Regions from separate parts of the Mus musculus genome. Here region 1 is linked to region 2. A link is a loop called in an ENCODE intact Hi-C map of the cell type or tissue named here. Cell type or tissue: heart. All regions are shown on one strand. Each heading gives the region's core, and the rest is flanking DNA. Links, peaks and the distances in the headings are about the cores only. Region 1 has its middle 93 kb from the start of Gm30049. Region 2 overlaps Irx1 (Iroquois homeobox 1).

Region 1 (11,307 bases), core at 1,199-9,198, 1.1 Mb after region 2:
TTTTCTAGAGCTTTTCCATGTGTTGTCAAGCTGCTAGTGTGTGCTCTCTCTAGTTTCGTTTTGGAGGCACTCAGAGCTATGAGTTTCCCTCTTAGAAATGCTTTCATTGTGTCCCATAGGTTTGGGTATGTTGGGGCTTCATTTTCATTAAACTCTAAGAAGTCTTTAATTTCTTTCTTTATTCCTTCCTTGACCAAGTTATCATTGAGAAGAGTGTTGTTCAGTTTCTACGTGAATGTTGGCTTTCCATTATTTATGTTGTTGTTGAAGATCAGCCTTAGTCCATGGTGGTCTGATAGGATGCATGGAACAATTTCAATATTTTTGTATCTGTTGAGGCCTGTTTTGTGACCAATTGTATGGTCAATTTTGGAGAAGGTCCCGTGAGGTGCTGAGAAGAAGGTATATCCTTTTGTTTTAGGATAAAATGTTCTGTAGATATCTGTTAAGTCCATTTGTTTCATAACTTCTGTTAGTTTCACTGTGTCCCTGCTTAGTTTCTGTTTCCATGATCTGTCCATTGATGAAAGTGGTGTGTTGAAGTCTCCCACTATTATTGTGTGAGGTGCAATCTGTGCTTTGAGCTTTACTAAAGTGTCTTTAATGGAAGTGGCTACCCTTGCATTTGGAGCATAGATATTCAGAACTGAGAGTTCCTCTTGGAGGATTTTACCTTTGATGAGTATGAAGTGTCCCTCCTTGTCTTTTTTGATAACTTTGGGTTGGAAGTCGATTTTATTTGATATTAGAATGGCTACTCCAGCTTGTTTCTTCAGACCATTTGCTTGGAAAATTGTTTTCCAGCCTTTCACTCTGAGGTAGTGTCTGTCTTTTTCCCTGAGATGGGTTTTCTGTAAGCAGCAGAATGTTGGGTCCTGTTTGTGTAGCCAGTCTGTTAGTCTATGTCTTTTTATTGGGGAATTGAGTCCATTGATATTAAGAGATATTAAGGAAAAGTGATTGTTGCTTCCTATTATTTTGGTTTTTAGAGTTGGCATTCTGTTTTTGTGGCTGTCTTCTTTTTGGTTTGTTGAGGGATTACTTTCTTGCTTTTATTAGGGCGTGATTTCTGTCCTTGTATTGTTTTTTTCTGTTATTATCCTTTGAAGGGCTGGATTCGTGGAAAGATAATGTGTGAATTTGGTTTTGTCGTGGAATACTTTGGTTTCTCCATCTATGGTAATTGAGAGTTTGGCCGGGTATAGTAGCCTGGGCTGGCATTTGTGTTCTCTTAGTGTCTGTATAACATCTGTCCAGGATCTTCTGGCTTTCATAGTCTCTGGTGAAAAGTCTGGTGTAATTCTGATAGTCCTGCCTTTTAATGTTACTTGACATTTCTCCCTTACTTCTTTTAATATTCTCTCTTTATTTAGTGCATTTGTTGTTCTAATTATTATGTATTGGGAGGAATTTCTTTTCTGGTCCAGTCTATTTGGAGTTCTGTAGGCTTCTTGTATGTTCATGGGCATGTCATTCTTTAGGATTGGGAAGTTTTCTTCTATTATTTTGTTGAAGATATTTGCTGGCCCTTTAAGTTGAAAATCTTCATTCTCATCAACTCCTATTATCCGTAGGTTTGGTCTTCTCATTGTGTCCTGGATTTCCTGGATGTTTTGAGTTAGGATCTTTTTGCGTTTTGTATTTTCTTTGATTGTTATGCTGATGTTCTCTATGGAATCTTCTGCACCTGAGATTCTCTCTTCCATCTCTTGTATTTTGTTGCTGATGCTCGCATCTATGGTTCCAGATTTCTTTCCTAGGGTTTCTATCTCCAGCATTGCCTCACTTTGGGTTTTCTTTATTGTGTCTACTTCCCTTTTTATGTCTTGGATGGTTTTATTCAATTCCATCACCTGTTTGGTCGTGTTTTCCTGCAATTCTTTAAGGAATTTTTGTGTTTCCTCTTTACGGTCTTCTACCTGTTTAGCTGTGTTCTCCTGTATTTCTTTAAGTGAGTTATTAAAGTCCTTCTTGATGTCCGCTACCATCATCATGAGATATGCTTTTAAATCCGGGTCTAGCTTTTAGGGTGTGTTGGGGTACCCAGGACTAGGTGGGGTCGGAGTGCTGTGTTCTGATGATGGTGAGTGGTCTTGATTTCTGTTAGTAGGATTCTTACATTTGCCTTTTGACATCTGGTAATCTCTGAAGCTAGTTGTTTTAGTTGTCTCTTGTTAGAGCTTGTTCCTCAGGTGATTAAGTTAGCCTCTATCAGCAGATCTGGAAGATTAGTTCTTTCCTTAGTTTCAGTGGTCAGAGTACTCTCTTCAGGCAAGCTCTCCTCTTGCAGGGAAGATGCCCAGATATTTGGTGTTCGAACCTGCCTCCTGGCAGAAGTTGTGTTCCACTCATCAGAGGTCTTAAGATCCTGTGGGGGATCCTGTGTGGGTCCTTGCGGGTGTCCGGAGACTCCGCGGGCAAGGCACCCCGGTGCTGGAGTGGACCGGAAGGGACTTGTGCCCCTGATCAGGCCGGGTTATCTGCTTCCCTAGTTCAAGGCAACTCTTATAAGGACAATATTTAATTGGTGCTGGCTTACAGGTTCAGAGGTTCAGTCGATTATCATCAAGGCAGGAACATGGCAGTGTCCAGGCAGGTATGGTGCAGGAGTAGCTGAGAATTTTAAGTCTTCCTCTGAAGGCTGCTAGCAAAATACTAGCTTCCAGGCTACTAGAATGAGTGTCATAAGCCCAGACCCACAGTGACACACCTACTCCAACAAGGCCACACCTTCTAATAGTACCACCCCCTGGGCTGAGCATATGCAAACCACCACAGATGGACGGACGGATGGATGGATGGATGCATGGATGGATGGATGAGCTGATCCTTGAATCAATATTATATATTCTAGACCCTGAAGTTTACGAGAACATTGGTCTACAAGTACTGTCCCTCTCCCACTTTCCATCTAAATATACTATAACACACACACACACACACACACACACTCAAACATATACAAACATACACACACACATACACACAAACATACTCAAACATATATACATACACACAAACACAGATTATTACTAGGTCACTATCCTGGCCCTACTAACATATCTGATGTTCATAATTGACACAGATACACATACAATAGGGAGGAAAGAATCTACAAGAGGGTCAAGGCCTGAGCAGATTCCCCTTCTAACCTCAACAGGAACTAGAGCTCCCCACATCTCCATCATGGCCTTCCAGTCCCCAGCACTGGAAGAAACACTTTTCTGTGATTTAAAAGTTACCAGTCCTATGGTCTTTGTCAGAGTGGCCCAGGTAAGACAGGATAGAAAGTGATTGGCTGTAAATGAATCAAAATGATTATGACCTGGCCACTAATGAGGCTGATTGATGGACCACCGGGTTCAGTCCACATCCTCTGCTTGGTGCTGCATGCTGAAACATGTCCCTCAAGAATCTACTAGGTTTTAACCCATCAGGACATGGCCAAAAAGAACTGAGTAAGATTAAATGAGGTTCCTCAAGTGGGTCCAAAAGCAGCTGACCAAGTGTGACCTCTGTCATCTTTCAGGCATGCTGGCTCCTTCTGAAAGGATAGGAGGCCACAGTGACTCCTGCTTGTCAAGTGGAAAGAGCTGTTCTTTGGGGATCCCTAGAATCTTCAGCCCCTCCGTGACTATCATTTTAAAGTTGGACACAAAACAGGCCACTTTTAAAATTAATTTTTAATAATGTGTAATAATCTGAGTGGCTCTGGTCTCTGCGTGCAGAATTAGAATTGCTCTGATAGAAAAAAAAGGAATATTTGTGAGGAGTTTTATGAGCAAAGTTGACCTGAGGCTTCCTGAAGGCTGATTGAGAAATCGTAGACAACTTAACCCTTCCCTGCCTAGCTCCCCATTTTCCCAAAGAAAGTGTCAAGTAACTTTGCTTTTATTGTATAGACAAAAGCTGAAGTGGCTTCCAGTCCAAAAAAAAAAAAAAAAAAAAAAAAAAAAAAAAAAAAAGCTTCAATATTAAATAGGTCTGACTTTAAAACTTCCAGAGACCACAAATCACCAGTGACAGATTTATTCCACAGGCAGGGGGTGAGTGGCCTTCCAGTAACATTTTTCCATTCATGAGTGGACAGAGTACCCTGGTTCTAACAGTGAGTGTGTGTGAACCATGTCTGCTTCTTCCTACAGGTGCACAGGTCACAGGCTTTTGGCAAGAGTATGTATGCTCCCCTCAAATAAAGACCCTGGAGAGATTGCCATGGATCCCTGAAGCTCTCGCCAACACTAAGCCACTCAGGCAGGGCACACTAATACTTGCTCACACCCGTGTCCTTTGCCATGCAGAAGGTGTGCTGTGCATGACCTATCAATTACTGATAAGAACATCCACTAATGATGTCAACTGACTTGAGAGCCCTGGCTCTATGCCCAGGGTAGCAGCTCGGTGTCAGAACTTTTCTAGGTTGCCAGGCTATAGGTGCTATTCCCTGAACTGCAAATAAAATATAAGACCAAACATGAAATAAAATACAAAATCCAGTGACTAAGAATTAGAGCTGGGAGATAACCCTGCTAGTTAAGTACTTACTTGGCAAACACGAGGAGCAGAGTCTAAATCTCAGAATCTCTGAGTGTCAGAGTCTGGTAAAAAAGGCTGGCATAGTTGCACTGAAGATAAGTGCATGGAATCTGGGTGGAAGGAGGCAGAGGCTAGTCAGGCCCCTCGGATACAGCCAAGCTGCCTCCCTAAGATGTGGGGCTGGCGATGAGTCCTCAGGTAAACTGTGCTGGAGCTCTCAAGTCACCCCTGTGACCATCACAAGACAGTAACAACAGAGACTGTCTGACCAGGGTACCCAGGCCAACAGCAGTAGGAGAACCTTGCAGAGTCTCCTGCCCATCTGTGCTTCACTTGTGCCCTCACCTGTTCTCCTTAGTTTTGCTTCTGAAATACCTGCCCCATCAAGCAGCTGCTTCCTCAAGACAATAAGCCAGTTTTGGTGTCAGACCCCAAGCCCCAGGGGAGCTCAGCCCACTCCACTTCTTGGTCCCAGAGTCTACTCTGAGTCTGGGAAAGTAACAGACTATCTCTTACAAAACCATCAGTGAGTCCTGTGTTAAGTCACAAAGGAATAGGCTGCCACCAAGAAGGAAGCCCGGTGCCAGTCTAACAGAACAAAATGTATGACTTCCAGAATGTCACTGCCCCACATCAGAGGCCAGGTATTTCTGTAAGATTGCTGGCGTGTTTTGAATTTTGAGCTGGACATGGCTGGGAAAGGGGGAGCATCTAAATGCCCCCATATCGTCAAATCTCCTAATAGCTAAGAAAATCTGCTTGTTTAGCCTTGAAAATGAAATGCTCTACCAACTATGGTGGTACACACCTTTGATCCCAGAACTTTTAAGGCAGAGGCAGGCAGATCTCTGCATGTCTCAGCCTGGCCTACATCATATATTCCAATCTAGCTAGGGTTACATAAGGCCCAGTCAAAAGAAAGAAAGAAAGAGAGAGAGGGAGGGAGGGAGGGAGGGAGGCAGGGAGGAAGGAAGGAAGGAAGGAAGGAAGGAAGGAAGGAAGGAAGGAAGGAAGGAAGGAAGAAGAGTTTTGATCACAATGAAACGAAACAAGGCCACAGGGTAAACTACTGCATGCATTCAGCTCTGCGAAGTATGAAAGATTACATAGGCTCCATACATGCACAAGTATTTTAATTAAAATATTTACCAAACCTTTACTTACAATATCAATTTATTAATTATAGTAAGGGGGGAACTTTCTTTAAAAAAAAATTAGTCCTCTTCTTTCAAAGGGACCCAGAATGAAGAGGGCTGCTGACAGGAGACAGGATCTGAGTGCTTTACAGAGAAGGAGGAAAGTTTGCATGCACAACCAATGCTGTTTACTCCCCTCAGCCTCCAGTTGCACTATTGCCCCCTCTGAGGCTTTCCTGAGAATTCCAGTCTCTCTATGCTCGGGAAGGCTGTGGCCTCAACCTCCCTGAAAGCAGACTGCAATCATCCTTCTGCAATGGCCCCTGGCTGTCCTCCCTTCACTTCTTGGGAAGCAGAGCAAGGAAGGTTTCTGTCCTTCCCAGTGCAGCCAGCCAGTGACCAGAGTGTGGGTTCCTGAGAAGATGGTGGCAGGCTCCAGGAGGATGTGTGAGGCAGAGCCACCTGCTGGCCGGGCTGGACACTGCAGCCATCTCTGGTGCTCAAGACCAAAGGTTTGGCATCTGGAATTTGCTCCTGGTCTGGGGTGATATACATGCACACACGGGTATGAAGCTGTGCAGGTGAGTTCCAGAGATAGCCCTGCCAGTTCAACTCTGCAGCCTGTCCTCTGGAGCCAGCACACCAGCCCCAGGTAGAATCCACTTAGAAGGGAAGAAGCCATCATGAGGAACTGGTGACCAACTGTGGTTGTGTTAATGAGTTAGCAGAGCACCTAGAATGAGCTGAAAGGCTTTCATATCATTCTGCAAATGCAAACCTTCCTTACATCCTGAACCCTTAGTTTTGGAAAAAACAAGATGCAAGTTGGGTAGCAGGGCTGGAGTCTACCCAGGTGTGGAGGAAGGTGGTCTGCTCCAAATCTTCCTCATTCACTCCATCCTGAATCACACAGCAGGATATGGTCTGCTTTGGACACCCTTGCTGACTTGCCCCTATCAGTCAGCAGCCCCCAGAAACAAATGCACCTGGGACTCTACTAGGGTGACTCAAATATATGTCATTGTGTCTCCTGAGACTCTACTAGGGTGACACAAATATGTGTCATTGTGTCTGTCCCCTGAGCTCATGAATTCCTTGTGTGAGTGGCACTTAGCTCATCTTAAAATGTGGCACAGAGATTGGATTCAAGAACCCAGTGGTAGCAATGGTTCTTCCTGTCGAATTACCAATGGCAAGATTACCCAGGCATGATCCAGACGTGAGTCTCTGGGGAAAACCCGGCAGCAGCTATACCTTTTCTCTGAAGACATCCACAGGGGACCTCTTTGGCCCTGGGTCCAGGAGGCTCCCAGGTGACAGGTGGCTTCTAGCTAAATGATCTACTCTGCTGTTAAGTGGTGGTCAGCCTGTGTGTTTCGAAAGGGACAGGGGTGGGGATGTCCACAGACTTCAAAATGATCCTGCTGGCAGGTTCCCTGCAGCCAGTGGCCTCTAGGGTATAAGTTTATACTGCAGTACTGGGCTTTTTAGGTCCCTGGAGTGAGGACTCACCCATCTTTTCAGCTGCTAACACCCGGGCTGCCACCTTGAGTCCAGCCTTTGGAATGTGCTCTTAGATAACATTAAGCAATGGTTCCCAAGGAAAACTAACAACAGAACAACTCACCGCCCCACAGAGGTGCTGAGTGGTGAAAGGAGTGCAGTCCCTAGCCCCTGAATAGACTTGTTAAGTAGCATGGCTGATGGATGCTGCGTGGGAGGGAGGCCAGGCCAGCTGAGCTGAACAGGATGGGCCTTCCACAAGGTGGACTGAGAGCCAAGCTCGGGCCCCCTCCGGTATTTTTCTCCATTTCTGCCATGCAAAGATAATCAGGTTTATGTAAAGTATGTGTGCTCTTTTGACAGCCCTGTCCCTCATTAATTCAATCACCCCCATCCCCATTGTTCCCCGAGTGTTTGAAATGCGGATGGGGACCCGCTCCTCTAATCCTGTCAATCACTGTTAGCATTTTCCCGCAGTTGCCATGGCTGGGGCCAAAGTTCATGAAAACACAGAATGAGAGCCAACAAAACAAGAATAAAGACTTATTTGAGGTACTCTTTTTAAAGGACATCGACCATGCACAAAACATGGGAAGTGAATGTAGACAAGTTTGGACACTCTGTTCCTAGAGAGGAAAGAGGGCAGAAACAGAATTTGAAAATCAAATAGGCCCATGAAAACTTGACCCAAGAGTCTCTGGGAAAAACCCGGTGAATTGCTCCCTCGTAGAACAATGTTCTTTCTTTCGTGTGTTCTTCACGGGGACAATGGTTCATATATTATAACACATGCCACCGGGGTCTTTACACTGTTGTAAGCCAGCTCAGTCCCCCGAATGCTGATAGCGGACAACAGGAGATTGTGTGCCTGTAATGCGCTCTTTCTCTGGCCCCACTAAAAACAAGGACTGGGAAAATTATTCATGCATAGAGGCTCGACAAAGCAAGATGGAGATTTGAAATGTCACACAGCGAGATCATGTGACAACCTCAAAAAAAAAAAAAAGAAGAAGAAGAAGAAGAAGGACAACATGCATTCACCCAGAGACATTGTTAAATTCCCATTTCATCCACATCAACGTTCTGGCAGCCAAGTGGCTGCCTCCTCTTGGGGCCTGTCTGGGGGACTGACTAGGGGTGGAGTAAAGCCCTGGTGGAAATAGCCAGTGTTTCTGCTCCCCAAGATGTTTGATACCCAAGTCTGTGCCCCATAGCCCTTGGCACCCTCTGTGGGACATCACTGCCTCCAGTCTAGATGCCTGGTGTCACTAAAGAACAGACACTGTGTCCCTCCCAACCACTGCCACCTCAGTGCCTTCAAACTCCTGGGGCTGCGTCCCTCCTCTCTTCTTAGCCACTCTGGCTCCTCTCTGTCCCTCTGTGACTGTGTACATGTGGCCTTCCTATCCCTGTCCATTATTACTGTCACCCCCATGTGCTCTTTGGCTTCTCCTAGACCCCAAAACCTCCCAGAAGGAAATCTGTGGGACAGGGTGAAGGGCTCCTCCTGTTTCAACTCTTGGCTTGCAGCTCAAAAGCATCTCCTGCCAAAAGGCAGAGTAGCCACAGAACCTAAACTCAGTAACAATGCACACAGTTGCCAATGTCCAGGGACCTTGTGTAGGAGATAGTCTATGTGCCTATATAATCCCATTTTAAGCAGTGCTGAGGTTGGAACAAAGTCCTCTGATCTGCTAATCTCTCGCCCTGCTCACCGAGCTACATGTGCACAGTCCTCAGCCTCTGCACGAGCAAAAGCTCAACTCCACAGACACCCAGCCCAAGCCAGCCGTCAGGTCCTGCCTCTCTGATCATTTCGTTTGTGACCTTCTCTTACATGTCAAGGCAATGGCAGTGAGTATTGATTTGGATCCAGACATGGCATGTAGAGATGTGATCCTTGGATATCTGTGTTTATGGAGGGGGAGCAGGGCCACAAGCATTGACTTAAGAATAGAACAAATCTCCAAGTTAAGAAAGCAATAATTTTTGAGTATTAAAAATTCTCTTCTTACCCATCCCCCCATAGTATCATACACTCGGGGGGGGGGTGTCTCCCCAGGATCAGATCTGACCTATAGCTGTCACTGTGGATCCTGAGAGAGCTCCTGGGAGCATCAGAAAGCCCAATCTGATGTAGACTCCACAAACCGAACCACCAAGGAGGTCTGCTTTCAAAGGTCCTGACACTCAGAGACTTTGTAACTACAGATGTTTCTTTCCATCTTTTTCCTGTTGAGCAATTAATAAGTAATGCTAACTCAGCTACTTGCATATGTTTCCCCTGACTTCATCATTCTTGCTAAAGCTTACATAGTTCCCTGTTTAATCAAATGGTACATTAGTTTAATAAAGAAAAAAAAAAGAGAGAAAGAAAGAAAGAAACCGATCCTATTCATTTTCACGCTCCAACACTGGCAGGCTGTTTTTTAGAGTCTGAATTTATCCCCCTACATCTCGCAGAGCTCAGAGTTCCTTATAATAGATTCTCTGTGAGCCCATTTATAATTAATTACTTTACTCTGGTGCTGACCTCTCCAGTCATCTTGGGACACAGGGTGAGTTATTTCCACCTCCATTCTGGGCTTGCCTTCCTCCTCTTCCTCCTCCCTCCTCCTCACCTTCCTCCCTCCTCCTTTTTCTTCTTCTTCCTCTCTTTCTTCTTCTTCTCCTCTCTCTCTCTTCCTCCTCCTCCTCTTCTCTGCTTTTGGGGACATTTCAGCCAGGTTTCACTTTCTCACAACCACCAAAGGAGTGAAGATGAGCTCAAGTATTTCAGATCTGACCTTTCAAGACTTTGAATGTAAAGTTACAGTACGTAGGACGTCAATGTGTGAAGGTTTGGAAAGCGGCCATCTGAATCAGCACAGATGCTGACCCGGCAAGCGAGGTGTGTTTGTGGTTTAAAATTTTGAAGTGATTTGCAAATCCAGTGGATTTTTTTTTTTTTTATGAAACTGAGGTTCTGTGGGTCTTTTGAATTTGAGAATCTGGAATTAAACTAGAAATAATATAGAAATAGTATGAAACCATCTTAAGTATGTTGCTGGCAGAAATGGGTCTGTGCAGAATATCCAGAAAAACATACAAGTTAAGAGCGTGCAGACCTTGAATGTGAAAATTAGCCTAGTCCTTAAACATAGAGACATGGATTACATACCTATGGAAGCCACTATAAATTTAAAATACCATAGGTTGAAAATGTGTTAAATGTTTACAATTTAATGAACATCATAGCTTACTGCCCATGTTTCTATTGGTCTACAATAGGACAAAATTATCTAACACAAAGCCAAGTTTTTTAAATACCAAGCATCTCATCTATTCCTAGATGGGTGTTTTCAGGAAACATACAAAGTAAAATACAGCCCTTAGGTGGGTGACAGGAGGAGAGCGTAGAGTGTCAGCTGTTACCTTCACAGCAGCAGAGCTGGCAGGGTCCCGGGTTTGATGCACAGCCCAATGCAGCAAGTTCACAGTGCACAGACCTAGATAAATTGCAAGGGGCAAAATCCGAACCACAGGTTCTCCTGAGTGTGAATTAATTTTGCACCATCACAATGTAAAACATCTGTGAGCCATGAGCCAGGGCCCCGACCTGTCCATCCTGCCCCGGTGATCCGATGACGACAGCAAAGAAAAGGAACCAGGAATCCACAAGAAAGTGATACTGGCATCTGTTCTCTTCAGGAGGGATTGTGCCCCCAACCGCCTCCCAAGGCTGGTGTGAACATCCCTACAGCAGCTCTCTGCATTAACCTTTCTATGTAGGCTCTAGACTTCCTTCCTTCCTATGTGACTTGATCTATCAGACAAGAGTTGGAGATAATACCAAGTAGTCCAAGCACTTGCTCTTTGCACCCACCTCACCCTTGACCCTTCACTAGCTCTCAAGCTGAGCTGAAACCAAAATCCTGATTGTTTACAACAAGGAAACTAGAAAATGCTTGCTCACTCTACCTCAGCCTGCCTTCTGTCCGGCCAGTTCAGCCCTCCTGACAACCCCTTGTACAGAATGGAAATAAGAAGGCATATTCCTGGTTACTTGATACTGTTGGTCTTCTTATGAGATTGTCATCCCCTTCAGCTCCTTCAATCCTTCCCCTAACTCTTCCATAGGGGTCATCTAACT
Region 2 (11,307 bases), core at 1,715-9,714:
CAGCTAAGGCTGCCTGATAAAAAATAAATCAGATTGCAGAAGGGGTTTGGCCTAGCAGTGCTACAGGCAATGACTTGTAATGAGGTATCCCAACACTAATTATGAAGCTTATTAAAGAGAATTGTCAAACTTGTACTAAAGTGCACACTATAATCATGTTAAAGTAGGCAGCCCGGAGAGCCAGCAGCCCTTGGTCACCTTGCGAGGCTGAGTTGGCTGTGCAGACGCCGCCGGTCCACGGATCAAATCACAGAAACAATATTATCATGCTTGGCAAATTGGTCAGGATAAATCTGACGGTGAGTCAGGTGAGAATCCCAACAGCTTGGTGATAATTCACACATCAGAGCTTCCCTGTTCACAAACATCTGCCAGGGAAGATCCCAGGAAACTGTCAGGAGCAAACACCGCCAACACAGTGTTTTATTATTAAACTTATTCTGAGCCTTCTCTGAGGTTGCAGAGGCAATATTTCAATGTACACTTTCAGGAGGGAAGGGGAAAAAAAGATTAATAAAGATGTTAGAAAGCTGAACTGCTGTGAGATGTGTTTAATTATTCCCCACAGGACTGCCCCAGCAATCTGCTGACATTTAGCCCCGACCTTGCAAATCCTCAGTAAATATTAATATATCAACTCAAACAGGGGCCGTTGTTTTATTGGTTCACGGAGCTCGGAGAGATTCGCCACAGCGGTGAAAAATAATGTGCAGAACTGAGGAAGACGGGCCGCTTTGATTTCACCTTCTGCTGCACACATGAGCTGGGGGCATCAACAAAATGGCAAGGCAGCTGCTTCATGGCAGCCGCGGAGTGACACTTCAGATGGCTTCGACTCCCTTTGTACAGCCTGCTGGAGTAATCCCAAAACCACAGTGGCCAGAGATTAGAAAGCAGGCAAAAGGGGAGACAGTGCTAGAGAGGAGAAATCTCATTTCATTATCTGGGAGCAAGCAGAGGTTTTTAATAAGACAGAGAGGGTCTAGTTAGTCCTCTCAGCTCACCTGGTTTGCCAGCAGCAGAGTGGACCCATACAGGTCAGGGAAACCAGGGCACCACCTCAGGGCCTAGACTGAGCCTCCAGGCTCTCTTTCCCCTTCAGAGGCCCTTCGTAGCCCCAGCTCTCAGCCTTGCACACGTGCATATTTGATGCATATGGCATGCCCATTCAGATTTTCTTAAATAAATGGTGATCCCCAAAACGATGGCTGCTTTTGTTACATTCCTGAATGGTCGGGGAGTAGATTTTTAATTGTTTTCTTTGTCAGTGCCTCAAAATTAGACATCTATTACTGACTTAATATCTCCTGTTATCCCAGAGTCCCTGAAGGCTGTGTGCTTTCAGTGGGACCAGGAGGCCCCCCGAAGTTCATGGGTGCAAGCAAGGGGCTGTAGAAGCACACTTGGCTTTCAGATGTACGCACTGCTGAGCTAATGCGTGATTAATTTTATTCATAAAAATGTTAATCACTTCATTGTGAGATCTTTTTAACATTCAGGGCAGCCCACACCTCTCTCACCGCCCTTGCCCACCATCTCACAGCCCATTTTGAGCTTTTCCTGACATTGTTGAGGCTTTCCAAGGAACCAGCAATTAAGCACACACTTAAACATCAGTAGCAAGCACAACCACAAACAAACAAACCAACGACGGGGTGCGGGGGGGGGTTGTGGGAGATGCAGGACAGACTCCAAGTCAGTCCAGGCTCCTGCACTCCGGCAGACAGACCCTCTCCCATCTTCTGACCTTCTACAGCAACAAAGAGCTATCTCTCCCAACTGAAAAATAACTAGAGAAGAAGTCAGGCTGCTTTCTTCCCTATTCCAGGAGAGCACGAAAGGAAAGAAATTAAAGATGATTTTGGAGTTAGAATTCAAAATAAAAGCCCTCTGGGAGGTTTAAGCTGCAGTACACAATCCAGGGCTGGTCTCTGTGGTTGTGGGTCCAGAAGCTGCCTGGTCAGCGTGGGGAAAGAAAGGTGGCCTTAGGTCATGAGTTCAGTACTTTATCTCGTCTCCGTCCTCTGTGCAGCCCAACCTTAGCCTCCCCTTGTCCAACCAATACAGCCAAGAAGCTGAAGAACGGATAAAGAAATCAGAAATAGCCTGGAAGTTTTCAGAAAACCAGCAGTGACTTAACCGACCCTAGCCAAGGACATCTCCCTGCCTAGAGGACAGTGAATGCTCTTTCTTCACAGGCTGACAACAGCAGCCAGCAGAGTGGCTTCCCACACCAAGCCTCATACCAATACTCCAGAGCCCTGTGAGGGGAGGGTCCTACCCTTTGGGTCCCTTGTGGCAGGACCAGATTCAGAAAATCCATGCATGGGCCAGCTAATTTGGCTCATCTTCCAGACTCTCCTCTCTGCTGCCCCACTTCAGGCAACCTTAGGATTTTAGAGTACACAAGAGCCCTCCACCATGGTGGCAGGGTGACTCTCAGAGCTCTTCTCTCCAACGAAAACAACCGTTAAAAGTACACAATTTACCACTGCTTTGGTATAAAGACCACAGGTACAGAAATTGTCCATTTGAAACAGTTTCCAGCAGGCCTCCAGAGTGTGGGGCCCTAGCCCGGCTGGCTGGAATAACCCAGCATAACTTGGTTTACGGCGTCTCTAGACACTTTCCCAAGATACAAAGGCCTCCAGCAGCCCCCATGTGGTGACCTTTAGAGGTCTTATAGCTCCAGCTCTGGAGCCATAATTAGAGCAGGCTTGCTCCATGGGGGCACACTGGAGATTGCAGTGCCTGGTGGCAGTAAACTGCTCCTGGGATCCCTGCAGGGTCTGCATGGTGGCCATGCAACTGAATACCCACGAGGAAGAGGGACTTCAACCCAGGACAGCTCCTTGGCCTGCAGCTGCAAGCAGCCTTTGAGCTGAGACTCTCTCATTCTGGGCTTCTCACCCCCTAAACCACCTACAGGCAATGAAGGAATCCTTCAAACCGGACAAGCGCCGACACCATTCTCAGGGCATGGCCTGACTTCAGCTCTTCTGTCTCCTGACTCCTACCCTAGATGCCAACACTACCATCAATCCAATCCACATGTCCTCCTCACAGCTTTGTCTCTGAGAGCCGCATCTATGTTCTCCCTCACTACCCAACACACAGAATCCTGTACCCTAAAGCCTCCCTCTCTATCTCAGGGGACCCGAGAGCCTGGATGACTCCTCCTACAGTGCTCCATCCCATAATGAGGACAGAGAGGCCTAGAAATTGGTCTGGCCGTGCAAATCCCTCTGGCTGATGTACTCCAAACCCTGCTCCCTCTCAATGCCTCACTCAACAAGTGACCCTCTCTGGGCTCTGCGTCCTTTCCCTATTTTCAGAATTTCCATTTGCAGTAAGTATTGTCAAATGACCAGTCAGTTTGGGAACACATTTCCTGTTCTATACTCCTCTAAACTCCCAAGCCAGTATCCACAAGCCCCCCCCCCCTCCCCCACATCCGCCTTGGAAGGCTCACCCCTTTCTGGTGGGAAAACACCCTCTATAAGATGGAAGCACCCCTGGGGTCTCTGCTCCTTCAGGAGAGGGGAAAGACTGATCAGGGTTCACAGAGCTCCCCCTCAGGTGAGGTTTGGAGGGTTTGTGAGATGGACTAGAAGCCAGATCCAAGACACCCCCCAGGTGCTGTGTCTGGCCCTGTCCTCCCTCTTTTTCTCTCTCCTTCCTCATTCTCTGCCTAAGTCTGAACCAAAGGACAACTGGAGCTCAGCAGGGCGTGATTCATCGGTGGCGCCCTTCTGAGCCAAGACCCGTATTACATTAATCAGTTTCACACCACTATAATGGAGATATGAATATGAATTCTCCATATTGCAGGGAGATAAATGTGCTTTTATATAATGGATCAAGAAAAGGGGGCTGGATGGGGAAGCAGGGTGACTGGGTAAGTTCCATCAGGTCAGCCAAGGGGAGCGATGTGATGCTCACCCCACAGGAGATGTGCTGGGCACTGAAGCATGGGGCCCTAGACTAGAGTCGTTTCTCACCCTTCCATGTCCTTTGTAAACTTCCAAAGAAGCTCAGAGAGAGACAGTCTGGGCAGGATACTGAATGTCCTTCTCAAAGGGAGGAAGGGTATTCTATGCAGAGGCCACCAGTTCTATGTGGAGTCCCATCCCCACACCCAGCTCCCCCCTTCCGATCTCAGAGTTGTCCCCACACTGGGGATGACACCTGGGACAAGGTGTTGCTAGAAGTGCCCTGCACAGGCAAAAACTTCCCAAGGAACATTTGTGGCTCTCATGGTAGATGTCGGTATCTCTAAGTTCTCTGAGACCATGTTTTGTTTTGTTTTGTTTTCAAAAGGTTAAGTTCCCAGCACCCAGGGCCCATCAGGGCACAACAATATATTTGTACACGTGTAGCAGCTGTAGAGGAAGATGTGAACAAACAATGCAAAACAATGCTTTGGGGCTTGATTAAAAAAAATTTTTTTTTTAACTTTTCACTGAAGAAAAGCAGTTCTGACAGAGATCTGACCTGTGTACTGTCATGGCTGATTCTCAGGAGAAGGACTCCTCCGGCTGCCCAGTTCTACCTTCTAGACTACTAGACTCCTATATTACTGGGATTCTGTCAGTGAGGCACAAGCTAGTTCAATGGCTGCACATGCTGGCAGAGCACCTCAAATGTATTTTGCAAGGGACAAAAGGAGACAGAAGGGAGGTACTTGGGCAATGACTAGATTCAGAGATGTGAAAAGAAGACCTTACCTGCCTGAGCTGAAGGAGTCCACCAGAGTTCAGCTGCAGCTTCCCACAGTCACCCAGAACAAATCTCCCAGCAGACATTTTGAAGGTCTGAGTAGCGTGCCAGCATGCCTGGCTATCCCATTCCTCATTTCAGATACAAGGCATGGTTGGTTAGGTTTCTTCAGAGATGCTGTTTCATCAGGGAACCCACTCCAGAGCCTCTGGGTTGAGGGTCCAGAGACAGGAGGCTCCACACAACTTCAACAAGGGTGTTGTAAAAGGGTACTTTTGACTTAGCAAACTTCATCAGGACAGAGAAAGCACAGCTTACAGTCCAGAGCCCACTTTTGCCTCCAAATGCCAGTGGCCTGGCAGGCCCCCAGACACACACCGCACACATGCTCACACACATGATTGATCCCAGGAACAAGCACTAAGCCTTGTCACTACAAATCCATGCTTTTGCCTAGGGAGTCCCAAAGCCTAACTGTCCCAGAGTTTCAAGGAGCCCCAGAAACATCACCAGCAGGGGTCAAGGTCCCATTCTGCTTTCGGACCATAGAGGGCGCTTCGAGCATGTCCATTCAGACCTCGGAGCTCCCACCAGCTTAGCAGAGGGCGTCTATGGGACCCAAGTCTACCTAGCTGGACTGCCCAACTCCTTAGCTGCTTTGCGAACTGACTCGTGACCCCACGTGTGGTACACTTTCTTGCCTTGGCAGCATCTGCGAATCTCTCTCTCTCTCTCACTCTCTCTCTCCAGTCTGGAGGTTCAGAAATCCAATCCTTACTCAACCTGAGACAAGAGTGGGAAGAATTGAGAAGAGGGAGCATGCCCTGAGTGCAGTGTGGCCCCAGCAGTGCACGGGGTGCCTGCTGGTCCTTGATGCTAGCAAGTAGCGGTGGTCAAAGGCACATGGTCTTCCCCTGGGTGTGCAGGGGGGCGCGCGCGCACACACACACACACACACACTCCACACACCAACACCATGACTCTTATGGGCAGCCCGGGGAGAGAGCAAGTTTCCTGGCAGCTGGGAAGAGCGGAGCCTAAACTGGGGAGAGACTGCCCAACTTTGTCCCCATTTAGCTTGTTTTCCCCACAGTTTACATCGTCTTAGGAAGTTTTACTATTTGCTTGCGCAGTCCTCATGAATCCCAATCCGGTAGCCATCATAGTCCTAAAAGTCCTGGCTCTGGTTTGGCGGAGTCTTCCGCTCTGCTGAAAAGTGCGCAGGCGACTGGCTGGTAAGCCGCAAAGGAGTGGTGGGACTCCTAACTCTCCACTGTGGTTTTCAAAACTGCTTGCTGGCCGGTGCGGTACCGAGCTATCGCCTTCCCTCATTGTTGCTACAGTGCTCCTCAGCCTTCTCCGGCAAGACTGAGGGACTATTAGTTCAGGCTTCTTCAGCTGATGTACGCACAGTCGCAGATCGTCCTACCCGGGTTTAAAGATGCGCCCTAGGCAACCCCTTCACTACAATCACCACTCACTCCCCACCCCGTAGCGCACCTTTTCTCTGAAGCCACTTCTGAATCTTGAATCGCAAACCCAGGGAACCCCGGAACTCGGAACCAAACCCTATGTCGCTCATCTATATGAGAATATTTTTTAAAGAACCTTCCGTTTTCTCCTCTTTACACTTAAACAACTGACTAAGCACACTGTGAGCAATATTTCATACTCCATTACGTCCACGCTCTGACTAGAAAACGACCCTCCTCTAAAACGCATCGCTCACACAACTAGTGAGTAATTGATTTCGAGCCCGAAGTTCCCCTTTGGGAGTGTGATTGAAAATTCTCTTCATTTCCCCCCATTTTGATCCACTTTAAAACATCGGTTTTGTAAACTGTCTAAAATTGAACGCATTTATGTACTTAAAAAGGCTGCTCCAGATAAACGCTTGTCTAAGCGTGGCAAAGATTTACACTGCCAACAAGAAGCTGGCCTAGGAGCAAAACGAACAAATTCAACCACTACCATCACGGACTGTGCGCCTGACACTCGGTGGAAACACTGTTCCAAGACCCTTCTCCCAAAAGAGTCTGGCGAAACCATAGCCCCTGAACTGTGCCCAGGATTTCAAGATCGCAAACATCATGGCCTCCCCCAAAACGCAGGAGGACAGGGACAAACAGCTGTAGCCGCGTGGACATCGTTTCATTTAGTTTATTAGACAAAAATATATGATTTAAACAAGTTCGCTGACGCGCTATTTACAATCTGAAATCACGCTATATACAGAAAGGGGAAAAAAGAAACAAAGAAGACACAAACACAGAAGTGGGAGGGGGGCATTTACCGAATCGGATAATCAATCCGAGCGGCAGGCTGAGCCTTACTCCCCCCTTCCCAAGCGCTTAGGCAGGATGAGCCCCTTTCTGCAGAGAGCGATGTGTGAGAATCACTGACGCTGCCGTCACGTTTGTCCTTTACACAAGTCTCAAATATTTGTCTTAATTCTTCCCTCGTCTCCTCCCCCCCAACCCCTCCCCCTCCCCTCCCCCCGCAAAAGTAAAAGATGACCCCCCTTAATCAGGCAGACGGGAGGGCTGCGAGGATCCGAGGCGTTCCCTCCTGCGGGGCCAGCGAGCTGTATGAGAAACAGCAAGAAGACACCAGCAATGAGTAAACAGATCCAGCGCCACCGAGCCCCAGCCTCTTCGGGCAGAGCCCGGGCTAGAGCTAGACCGCCTCCCAACAGTCTCCCTGCTCCAGAGAACTGGAGCAAGCTAGGCGGGTAGTGCTCTCCAATTAGGACTTTAGGACCCTCACCGCTACTTCCATCCCGCCCCAGGGCAAAAGCTAAAAAGCACTCACTTGTCGCGCACCGGCTGGAAGGGCGACTTTAACTGTTGTGGGGGCGAATCCGGTCTGGTGACTAGGTCTCTCTCTGCAAGGAAAGAGATTTGCAAGATTAGGAAAAGGGTTAGGTAGTGGGGTGTTCAGGTTGGAAGGGTTTCTATGCCCAGATTCATATTTCCTGTGACCAATGTCTACCCTTATACCTCCGTGGAACAAGCCCTTGGATACAGCTCAGTGCCTCGGTGAGACCTAGGCCTAGCTACTACATTAAGCCTCCCCTACCCACCACCACTATCACTCACTCATCTCTAGGTCTCTGTATGTCCCAGACCAAATAAGTAGATGCGACCTTTTGGCTCGGTACCTGGAAGTGCAGGACTGCTGCGTGCGGAGGCCTTCTCACCATGGAGCACCCCGGTGGCAACCTGGACTGGCGGCTGTGGAGGTGGTGGTGCTGTCAGGTGTGGGCCGTGAGGTGCTGCATGCGGCGCGCTGACGCCCAGGAAAGATCGCATGTTCAGCAGCGAGCCCTGTGCTAGGAACGCGCCGTTGGTCCAGTTGGAAAACTTGCCTATGTGACAGGTGTACAGTCCGTGGCTGGGTAGAAAGGCCGGGTGTTGCAGGGGTGAGCCGCTGGGCGGCCCGTGTGCGCTGGCGTGGCTTGAGGGTGGCGGTGGAGACGCCTTAGGCGCACCATCGGGGCTAGTGGCTGTCTCAGCCAGAGACCAGATCTTGGGCTTGCTGTGCGGCGCGCCCTGCAGGCCGACCGCCGCGGCGCCAGGACTCAGCAGGCGTGTGCTGCCGGGCTCTGAGACCTCCTTAACCAGGCCCAAGGGCGAATCTTGAGACTTGAGTGTCTCAGCAGCCGACAATGGGGAGCTCTGGTCCCGAGCTGAGGCGGGAGGGGCTACGCGCGCCCTAGGAGCCTCCGCCTTGTCCTCTTCGTCTTCGTTGCTCTGGTCGCCATCACGCTCGTCGATCTGATCGATGTCAATGCTCTCCAGGTCGATCTCCTCGTCGTCCTCGGCCTTCTCGGGGTCGCCCTCGGTGTCGCTGCCAAAGAGGGCGCCGTCTTCCTGGTCCTTGCTGCGCGCCCCCCAAGTCACCTTGTTCTCCTTCTTGAGGCGCCGGCGCGCATTGGCGAACCAGGTGGAGACCTGTGTGAGGGTCATCTTGGTGATAATGGCCAGCATAATCTTCTCTCCTTTGGTGGGGTACGGGTTCTTGCGGTGTTCGTTGAGCCAGGCTTTCAGCGTGCTGGTGCTCTCCCGCGTGGCGTTCTTGGGCCGTCCGGGATCCCCGTATTGAAACTGACCATAGGGATAATAAGCAGGCGTTGTGTGGGCTGCGAAGGTCGCTGGGTGCACCCCGGGGTTGTCCTTCAGTTCATACTGAGAGCCCTGAAGCAACCGTAGAGCAAGAGAGAAGAGAGAAAGAAGTAGAGAGAGAAAAGAAATGGGGAGAGATGAGTTTCAGGAAGCTAGGAAAGGAAGACCCGTGCTGCTGTGGACCCTGGGGGCACTTGATTCACCAGCTCAGAAAAGGAAAACGCGCGCGCGTGCTCACACACACACACACACACCACTACTTGGAGAGTCAAGGCAGCTGGAGTCTTAAACTGGATTGAAGGCATTGGGTCTCCACTAAACAGATTTTTAAAAAACTGTTGTTCACTCTAGAAAAACTTCTAGAAGCCTTGGATTTTTAGAACTCAGCGCAAGCCCTGCCCCTCCCCCTTCCCGAGTCTTCCCAGAACCCTTGGTTCCCCACACCACCCCTTCCCAAAATTCAAATTTTCAAGTTCAGCTTACACTAGCTGGAGGGGGAAAACCTTTTCTGTAGACTGATGAAACAGTTTCTCCAAAGTGAAGCACTCAGAATTCAAGGCCCCTCCTTCTCACCCTGAAGGACTCAATCAAAATAAACCATCCAGGGCACTCTTCAGTCTAAATTCACCACCAATTTAAAATGAAAGCAGAGCCCTCTTTTTGCCTCTCAAATTAATCTGCATATAATGGCTCACTCACACTTAGAGGTCTGTAGCGGTGACAGGTAATTTAAAATTTAATCCTGGCCATCCTCAGTAACAATGACAAAACACATTTTTTTTTTAAATACAAAAGAAGAGCTTATCCAGTAAAATATTAACGTCAGGCCCTGGAGCCACAGGCTGAAGCTCAGGGGAACCGGTTCAGTTTCCTGGGCCTCTTCTTGGTTACTTTATCTCTTAAGTTTGACTTTGATCTGCAGCCGAGCAAACAGAAACTGTTTGCAGGCATTTAGAGGCCATGATTTATTTGCAATCAATATTCTTTTTATCATCAGTAGTAAAACACAGCAAGTCAAATTATCCCATCAGGTTTTTGGTAAATAACATTTTATCTTTCTAACAGCCTCGTTAGGCCTCATTATTACCATAAATTGCCCAGACAGACATTCACTCACAATTTTATCTTTTGGGTTCCAAATACTGGATCATAAAAGATTGGAAAGCTAGGCCTCAGCTGAGGGTTTGGATTTAGGCTTACTTTCCAAGAACCCGGTAGGAGACCTGGAGGTAACACAAACACCTTAGGGGACGAATTTTATTTTCCTTTTAGTTTAAAGAGAAAACAAAATTAAACAACAACAAAAACCTCCTGTGGACCTTCCCTACCTCACTACAATGGGAGCAGACCCCTCCCCCACAAGCACACAGGCAGGATTCCCAAATGGCTCACATCTGTATTCAAATTTTTAGTTAAAAAAATCCTCGCGAAAATAATAACTAAATCACCCTCCATCTTCAATTTTTAAAAGGATACAGTTACCAGGTTAGCAAAAAAAAAAAAAAAAAAAAAAAAAAAAGAAGTCGGAACCCTAAAAAAGTTACTAAAAGCTTATTTCTTTGGCTAATTAGTTTAGCGATCGAGGCCGCGCCTAAGAGGCTTCTTTGGCCCGAATTCGTTTGTGCCTCGCCATTGTAAAATGTACATTTCGTTTTTCAAGATTATTTTAGTTGTAATCGTAAAGTAGAAATTCGGCCTCGTCTCTGCTGGGAATTGTTTTTGAAAGGGCACCTTGTAAATCTCTCATCGCTCCCGGGGCATATTGGCTGTCCGAACAAAATGGGGGTTGATCTTCCTGGTTGGGAAGCATCCGAAAGGCAACTGGCTGGCCGGACCACTGAGAAATAGGCTTTCTTTCTAAACTACAAGAAAAGTTCGGAAAATCGCGCTAGCCGCTTTGCTTCTGCACAGTTGGAGGCCAACCTTTTAAAGGAGTCTGGTCTGGTCTGTTTTGCCAGAGACTGGATAATTCAGGGTTCTTGGAAATTGCTCTATCCAGAAGATAGCAGGGCAGCAGGGGGCTGCCTTCCAAAAACCAGTGCCCGCCTCGCAATTTGCTAGCGGCCTCAAGTTTAAGCAGCCCGACCTTTCCGTTAAACCAAGGAAAAGTGATCATTCGGAAGGACAGACAGGCCAATACTCCTGTGGAGAATTAAATTTAAACACACACCCCCATCTGACACCCACTGGGACAGGAGATCGGAGAGCACCATTTATTTTAAGCTCTGGGACACTGTTCCTTTAACTCTCCCTTATGTAACACGGGAAGAAAAGTGCTTTTCTTTCGGCTCAAATGAAAAGTTTGGCAACTTACGAAAGTAAAGGCAAACACCGTTTCGGAAGCCAGAATTTATGTCAACTTAGTATTTCTTAGCCCCGATTCCTATGGTCCCTACACACTCCATTAAGAGACCTCTCTGCTCTGCTGATGTCTATTGTTTGTTGGGATGTTTTTGATCGACTC

What was found. A loop is a pair of places that touch in the nucleus more often than their neighbours do. Peaks named below come from ENCODE experiments on the same cell type or tissue, not always from the same donor. Only the 100,000 strongest peaks of a DNase experiment are listed, where the experiment ranks them.
Region 1: it touches region 2 in a loop (12-fold over the local background); 3 of 42 quality-filtered maps call a loop at or near these places.

What each region holds. Positions count from the first base shown.
Region 1 is chr13:73,027,125-73,038,431 of GRCm38, forward strand. No RefSeq gene overlaps it. Among named protein-coding and RNA genes, the nearest start is that of Gm30049, 93 kb to the left of the region's middle. In heart, for the core only: a CTCF peak has its summit at 6,146 (motif pointing left); no DNase peak of the experiment used is centred there; H3K27ac peaks cover 591 bases; H3K27me3 peaks cover 446 bases.
Region 2 is chr13:71,951,371-71,962,677 of GRCm38, forward strand. Irx1 (Iroquois homeobox 1) reads right to left here. Exons shown (of 4, transcript NM_010573.2): 2 at 7,880-8,915; 3 at 7,531-7,603; 4 at 6,862-7,303. The coding sequence ends at 7,246. Among named protein-coding and RNA genes, the nearest start is that of Irx1, 6.7 kb to the right of the region's middle. In heart, for the core only: a CTCF peak has its summit at 5,250 (motif pointing right); no DNase peak of the experiment used is centred there; H3K4me3 peaks cover 4,397 bases; H3K27ac peaks cover 2,986 bases; H3K27me3 peaks cover 5,773 bases.